Regions from separate parts of the Homo sapiens genome. Here region 2 is linked to region 1. Evidence: chromatin contacts called from ENCODE Hi-C or POLR2A ChIA-PET data. All regions are on one chromosome and are shown on one strand. Each heading gives the region's core, a stretch centred on a gene start or an enhancer-like site at or near the end of the contact. The rest is flanking DNA. Distances are from core to core; before and after follow the strand shown. Region 1 holds the start of ELOVL1 (ELOVL fatty acid elongase 1). Region 2 has its middle 19 kb from the start of HYI.

Evidence for each region. A loop is a pair of places that touch in the nucleus more often than their neighbours do. ChIA-PET counts read pairs that join two places held with the same protein, here RNA polymerase II (POLR2A). Pooled maps may share reads with other maps.
Region 2: a loop to region 1 is called in a map of endothelial cell of umbilical vein, with 16 times the contacts of the local background. The contact joins the enhancer-like site here to the promoter of ELOVL1 in region 1. A Hi-C loop is called at or near these places in 1 of 168 maps with a recorded cell type or tissue (endothelial cell of umbilical vein) and 3 of 50 pooled maps. POLR2A ChIA-PET finds 5 or more read pairs at or near these places in 4 of 52 experiments (HEK293, SK-N-SH, activated CD4-positive, alpha-beta T cell and 1 more).

The regions. Positions count from the first base shown.
Region 1 is chr1:43,366,018-43,369,579 of GRCh38, forward strand. ELOVL1 (ELOVL fatty acid elongase 1) reads right to left here and starts at 1,994. Exons shown (of 8, transcript NM_022821.4): 1 at 1,898-1,994. LOC112268225 (a long non-coding RNA gene) reads left to right here and starts at 2,195. Exons shown (of 2, transcript XR_007066049.1): 1 at 2,195-3,562. RefSeq lists silencers at 294-383, 1,644-2,323, 3,263-3,448 and enhancers at 701-1,435, 1,436-2,170, 2,764-2,843.
Region 2 is chr1:43,471,258-43,474,819 of GRCh38, forward strand. No RefSeq gene overlaps it. Among named protein-coding and RNA genes, the nearest start is that of HYI, 19 kb to the left of the region's middle. RefSeq lists an enhancer at 557-1,756. Within about 2 kb of position 1,719, at least 8 of the 41 ENCODE cell types and tissues checked have a DNase peak (open chromatin) inside an H3K27ac peak, as active enhancers do; they include endothelial cell of umbilical vein, where a contact is called at or near this core.

The DNA.
Region 1 (3,562 bases), core at 744-3,243:
CCCCAGCTCTGGGTCTTTCTTCTCTCCAGGGATTCTCCCCTTCAATCTCTCCTCTCCTGCCCTCTCCTCTTCCCATCCCTCTGGACCCTTCCTGAACTCTCTTCTCCCCAGGGTCCCTCCTGTCCCTGCCAGGACTCTCACCTCTCTGGGCCCTTCTGTCCCTCCAGAACCTTATCCTCGGATTCCTCCTTGCCTGTGCTGGGACACTTATGTCCCTACGATTCTCCTCTGCCTTTCCTGGGACTCTCACCTCCAGCCTCTCCTCTCCAGCGCTCTCCTCTCTCCTCTCGCAGAGCCCTTCCTCTCCTGGAGCCTGGCTCTTTGAGACTCCTGCCCCGGCGGCTCCACCTGTCTGACTAGATCTGGCAGCAGCCCCGCCCTCTGCCCGCCCCTGCTGTACTGTGCAGGGGGTGGAGGGTGGGTCCGGGCCACAGGTCAGTGCCTGGGGGAGCAGGACCCACCAGGATTGGGAAAGCCAAGTAAAGCCCCAGACTCGCCACCCACCCACCCACGTGGGACCAGCCTGATGAGCTAAGGTCCTAGATTCTGAGCCAGAAACCTCCTCTGACCCCAGCCCCAGCCCCAGCCCTGGCCCAAAGCACTGCTGAAAATCCACACCCAGCATCCTCTCCTAAGCCGGCCATAACTGCTCAGTTTGTCCTACTTCAGAATGGGTACAATCACTCTTCCCTTCCTGGGAAGGGCAGGGAAGCCAGTGGCATGTGAAGGGGTTGGGGAGTGGGGGAGGTCGCAGGAATCTTCCCCTCCCTCAGGGAGGGGCCCCGTTGGGCTAGGCCCCCTCCCCCTCAGGGCCTGAAGGAATGTCGGGGGAAGGCTCCCAGGGACACAAAAGCCTCTGGCCAGACCCAGGAGAGCATGGTACTGACAGTCCCTGAGGGACAAGGCATTCTTGGAACAGAGCAGGGCCCAGGGCAGCAGGTGCCCCAGACTCCCTGCTTCCAGAGAAGCACCTCTGCAGATGCCAAGTGAAGAGGCGCACCTCTGACACCTCCCTGCCCCGCACACCCCTCACCTCCAGGAGGCCCGGCTTCTTTAGGCCCACCGTGGTCAGGCCCCAAGCCTGCGGTCCACACCCACCTCTCACCTAGCTCTCCACCCCCAACAGCGAAGGTGCCACGCCGAGGGCTGGCACACACGTCTCCTGCCTGACACACCACGCAACACCTCCGTGGGCTGACACGCATGGCTCCCGGCCCTCACGCAGCTCGGCCACCGCCCAGGCACACGCACGGGCTCACCCGCGGGGCCACTCACACACGTGTGCGCGCTGCCTGGCCACGCTCGGATCCCCTCCTTACTTGCTCCCCCACCATCGGGCTTGCTGGCCGCCCATCGCCGGCAGGGCCCAGGCCGGGGCGAGGGCGCCAACACAGGTTCCTCCCTGACACATGGGAGCCAGCCAGCCTGTTATCTCTCAACCACCAGCCCCCAATATCAACCCACACACCCGGCAGGCCAGGAGGGACCAAGGCTCCTGGGAGGACCTCTCCCCAAGCTGCAGGAAAATCTGGGTGTGTCTCTCGTCGGGGAACTCAGCCCGTCCCTTCCTTCCTTTAAGATGGATGGAAGGGAAAAGGTGCCTGGCAAAGTTAGGGTAGCGGGGGGAGGGAGGGGAGAGGAGGAGGGAGAGAGGTAAATGCAGGGGTGGTGGAGGAAGGCCCGGGTGTAGGCAAATGGGGGCCAGAGACGGGGGTGTGGGGGAGGGAGGGTGCTGGCGAGGCCCGGCCCCAGGGAGCTGGGACCTCCCACCCACTGGCCCCGGGAACACCCTCGCCCACAGCCTGGGCAGGGCAGGGCAGGGCTGGGCCGGGCTGGGCCGGGCTGGCCAGGCAGGGGGCGCCGGCACGTGGAGAGTCCGTGGAAGGTCCAGACTCACCCGTAGGGGCCAGGCGGGCAACGGCGGAGCGCTCGGAGGGAGCAGGGCCAGAGAGAAGTCCCCGGGGCCAGCCTGCCTGCCTGCCACTTCCTCATCTGCTGGGCCGACTTTCTGTCACCAGAGGGGGAGGGGCGGGCCGCGCGGGGGGCGCCCGCTGATTGGGCGGCCGGCAGGGCCGGAGGCCGGCAGCGCAGGCTCGGCCGGGGCGGGGGCAGGGGCGTGCCGCCGGGTCCCAGCAGGAAGCGCCGCGGCCCGGGCTTCCCACCCCTTCCCTCGCCGCCCGGGCCCGCCCTGGCCAGTTGCAGCGGCCTGGCCACCTCAGGAGCACGCTGTCTCTTCCCGACGTGCAGCCCGGGGCCCGGCCCTGTCCCCGGGTGACTGCTCCCCGGCAGGACTGCACATCTGTGGCGGCAGGCCCAGCTCAGGGCTCGGGGGAGGTTCGGCCTTGCCTTCAAAGAGCTCCCTCTCCTGCAGGGCGAGCGCAGAGCGGCGGGCGAGACCACACTGCGTGTGCTGAGGGCGCACTGGTCTTAGCGGGAGGGAAGCCTCACGAGCCTGTACACTTGGAGGAGCCCTAAGCGTTAGGATCTGCTGCGAGGGCTGCCTGGAACGGAGGTGAGAGGATACAAGTGGCCCGGGGCAAGCATAGTGAATCACTGGCTAATCTGGCCTTCGAGGTAGTGAAAGGAAAAAAGGGAAATGAAGCTGACTGTGGCTGAATGTAGTAGGTCTTGAAGGCCAAATGGGGCGATCTGATTTTTATTCTAGAAGCAGAGGAGAAACTAAAGATTTTTTTAGGAGACTATATTCAAGCTTGTATCATTAGTTCATCAGACGTTTATGGACCACCCACCGTCCGTGCACTCACGGGGCTTGCAGTCTATCTGGCTGAATCACTTTGGCAGCCAGTGTGAGGAGGGCACAGAAAGGAGACCAGGTGAGAAAGCCAGCCTGACCAAAGAAGATGTGGCAACTGATGGGATTGGAGGAGGCGGACAATGTCCTCCAGACAGCTGGACTGGCTCTCTATATATTTATTTATCTCTTCTACACCTCCAGCCCCCACCTCCACACTCACTAACTGGACTCAACTAGTGGGGGCAAAGGACAGACTAGATTTTAGTGAAATGGAATTTCTACCTCCAGCGGCCCCTGGAACAGTAGCACACAACGATCTAACAACTGCTTGTATGATTGGATGGTGTAAGTGCGGACAGAATTAGGGAATTTGGGCTACTCTGGGCACACTGCTTATGGGGCAGCCCTGCTCCGCAAGGAAAATAAACACATTTTTTTAAAAAAAGGCCGGGCGCGGTGGCTCACGCCTGTAATCCCAGCACTTTGGGAGGCCAAGGCAGGCGGATCACGAGGTCAGGAGATCGAGACCATCCTGGCTAACACGGTGAAACCCCATCTCTACTAAAAATACAAAAAATTAGCCGGGCGTGGTGGCGGGCGTCTGTAGTCCCAGCTACTCGGGAGACTGAGACAGAATGGTGTGAACCCGGGAGGCAGAGCTTGCAGTGAGCCGAGATCGCACCACTGCACTCCAGCCTGAGCAATAGAGCAAGACTCTGTCTCAAAAAAAAAAAAAAAAAAAAAAAAAAGGCCGGGTGCGTTGGCTCACGCCTGTAATCCCAGCACTTTGGGAGGCTGAGGCGGGCA
Region 2 (3,562 bases), core at 469-2,968, 100 kb after region 1:
CATTGTCCCCAACTGTCATCTCCAGCCTATAGATGACAGTCACCACAGAGCTCTTCAAGGACTTCCAAATACCTTAGTGAGGGAAGTGTCCTTCAGACCTTCTCAGGGGCCGTGGTGAGGGAGAAGTGAGCAGGTTTGCACAGCACATTGGTGCTCACAGTGCGGTGATTCTCATCCATGCCAAAGTTCGAGAGCCACCGCTGTGGAACACGGCCTCTCCGACTTTAATGAGCACGCACGGCACCTGAGGATCTTTTTAAATGCAGAGTCTGGTTTGATAAGTCTAGGGTGGGGTCGAAGGTTCTGCATTTTCTGATGCAGGTGATGCCAGTGCCTCTGATCTGGGACAACAGCTCTGAGTAGTAATGCTGTAGAGGAAGGTGTCTGAAGACTCAGGAACATGAGGATCTAATGGATCTATTAAGTCAGGGAGTGGGGGGGTCTCAAATTTTAGTGCAAATCAGAATCACCTGGAAGCCTTATTAAAACACAGATTTCTGGGTCTCACCCCTACAGTTTCTGATTCTATAGATCTGAGGTTAGGCCCAAGAATTTGCGTTTCTAACAAGTTCTCAGATGATGCTGATGCTGTTGGTCCAGGGACCACACCTAGAGAAGTGGCTGTCTACCATCCTCCCAATCCACTCCCTGACCTTTCCCTTGACTACCCTGACTGTCCACCTAGGCGGGGTTTTGCACGTCTTTAAGAGTACAGCTAGCTTTTTCTGGAGCAGGCCTTCTACTTTGTTATGGGCCTGAAGGTAATAAGAGGTAAGGGAGGGGACCTGAGGAGAGTTAGCATTAGCATATGGGGCAACTGCCCTGGGAACAATGATTGTAAGGCTTTTATGCAGAGGAGAGATAGCTCCTTCAGCCAGAATAAAAGGTTTAGAGGAGAACAGAGGTTCAAAAGTCTCAGCCCAATCAGGCCTGCCTTTCAGGCATCCTGTATCCCCTTCCTGTATCTGAGAGTCCTCCCCGAGAACCTTGCCTTGGCATAAAAGACTTGGCCGCGTTATGCATTTAATTGCTGCTGCAAATCTACAACTTTAACAGTCAGACCATAGACTTAGTTCTTAGCCATATTTACCCTTCAATTACCGGAAATAAGGAACCCCTCAGGGCCACCATGGAGGCATTCTGGTTTTCCATGCGTCTTTTTAATTGTATTTCCATAGCCTTGATTTTCTCTTTTTCCCTATATAAATTTCTTAGGATAGTAAAAAGAATCCAGTTGTTTCTACTATTTTTTAATCACTGTTGTTGCCATAGCAATTAAGTGCCGGCGCTACTTGATCTCTTAATGCCTTGCCCATCACCTGCATTCCCTCCCATGCTCCCACCATTGATAATGTGGGTAATGATGATGTCACCACATGCCATGGATTACTCACTTCCTCATTCTTCCCCAGCAAGGTTATCGCTGTGTTCCTCAAATACATGAGCAACGGAATTCCAGAATCCCATTTTGAGGAACTATTTTCTGATTTCACAATGGCTATGTCAGTCTGAGTTCAAATAGGAAACAGATGGCACACTGAAATTAGTATAATTCAAGGAGGCTTTTATGAAGGGGCCATTTATGAAGGTTTGGACAGGGTATCAGGGACTCACAAAGGATAATGTAATCATCCAGAACTAATAACAGCAGAATTACTGACATCCCTAGGCCTGAAGGGATGAAGACAGGGAATGGTTTCTGGAATCCAGAAGGAAATTCCTGCAGAGTGAGCCATGTGGAGAGCAGTAGTGACTTGTGGTCAAAGGACACAGCCAGCTCAGGACGTGTAAGGGAGCTCTGTGGCTGGGTATCTGCATTGGCTGAACCCAACACAAAGCCAGAAGGCAAGGACTCCACTGGCATAGACCATGAGGGGGCTCTCCTAGGAAAGCGAAGGGGGAGGAAGCGTGGAGAGTGGATTTGGCCTGGTGAATGTTCCCCTAAACTTTTTCCGATACTGTTACTGTTTATTTTTCTTCACATTTAAATCTATCGTCTTGCTCTTTGTTTTCTATTTGTCTCATCTGGTTTTTGTTCCTTTATTTCTCTGTCCTTGCCTTCTTCAGGACTAATTACTTTTATTATTCTATTTTTTTCCTCTATTACCTTGTTAGTTTTATTAATACATTCTTTTTTTATTCTTCTAGTGGTTACTATAGAGATTAAAATATCTCCTTACATCACTATGAACTCATGTTTAGTTTAATATAGACACAGATAATTACATCCAGAAATATGTTTATATATCACACATACATATATACATAGGCACATACATCATACATACTTGTATATGACATGCACGTATATATATACATGTGTGTGTACACAGGCTAGTGTACACACATATCTTCCCTTACTCTGTCAGCTGAGAAGGCCTAGGAGCAAAGAACACCCCTAGCATCCAGTTCTAATGCCATTCTCATAACAGAAACCGGGGCTCCTCAGAGAAATGGATGGCTCAAATTGAAACAGAAAATATACAGGAGGACCCTGAATCATATTGTAGTACCGGAAAGTAAAGGAGTGTTAAAAAATGTTGAGAGTATGCCAAAAGGACACAGGAGTCAAATCAAAGAGCTCCCAATGGTCAACGCTGAAAATTTTTAAGCAAAAAAAAAAAAAAATAAGTAAAATAGTACTGGATTATAACTCAAAGTATAAAATAAATATCCAAGACTCCAGACTGATATAAATGAATGACTAAATATGTAAATAAATGGGAGAGGAGAAATCTCCCTTGCACCACGATTCCAAATAATTTATGTAGATACTCTGCCCTTGAAAAGGAGGGAAAGAATAATACCCCACTCCTTAATTATGGGGTGTACATAGTGACTTCCTTCCAAAGAGTACACTATTGAAAGGTGAAATAAAATAATTTTACAGTGGAGAAACCTGACAAACACTACCTCTGCCAGGGGATCAAGGTCAACATCAATGGCGATAGGTCATGTGGATAGTGTGTTCTTCTTGATAGGATGTGATGCAAATGACACTTTACCACTTGTTCTTCCTTCCTCCCCCTAAAAACAGGTCACCCCAATCTAATTATGAGAAAAACATCAGACAAATCTCAGCTGAGGGACATTCTATGAAATACCCAACCAGTTCTGCTCAGAACTGTGAAAAACAAGGACACATGAATGTATATGTGTATGTCATATACATATCCATTTGAGAAACTGTCACAGCCACAAGGAGCCTAAGCAGGCATAACAAGTAAATGTAATGTGGGATCCTAGATCAAATCCTGGACAAAAAAGGACAGTAGGTAAAAATTACAGAAATGTAAATACAGTGTGAATTTTAGCTAATGTATCAATATTGATTCATTACTTGTGACAAATATGTCATAATGTAAGATGTTAATAACGGGAAAGGGAATGTGGGGCACAGGAAAGCCCTCTGTACTATCTTCTCAATGTTTCTGTAAATCTAAAACTATCTAAAATAAGAAGTATATTTTAAAAATAGAACTCCTTGGCTCACTAGAGTTTGCCTTAAATTAGTACTTTTATTACTTCTCAAACAATGAAAGAAACTCACAACAGTTTAATT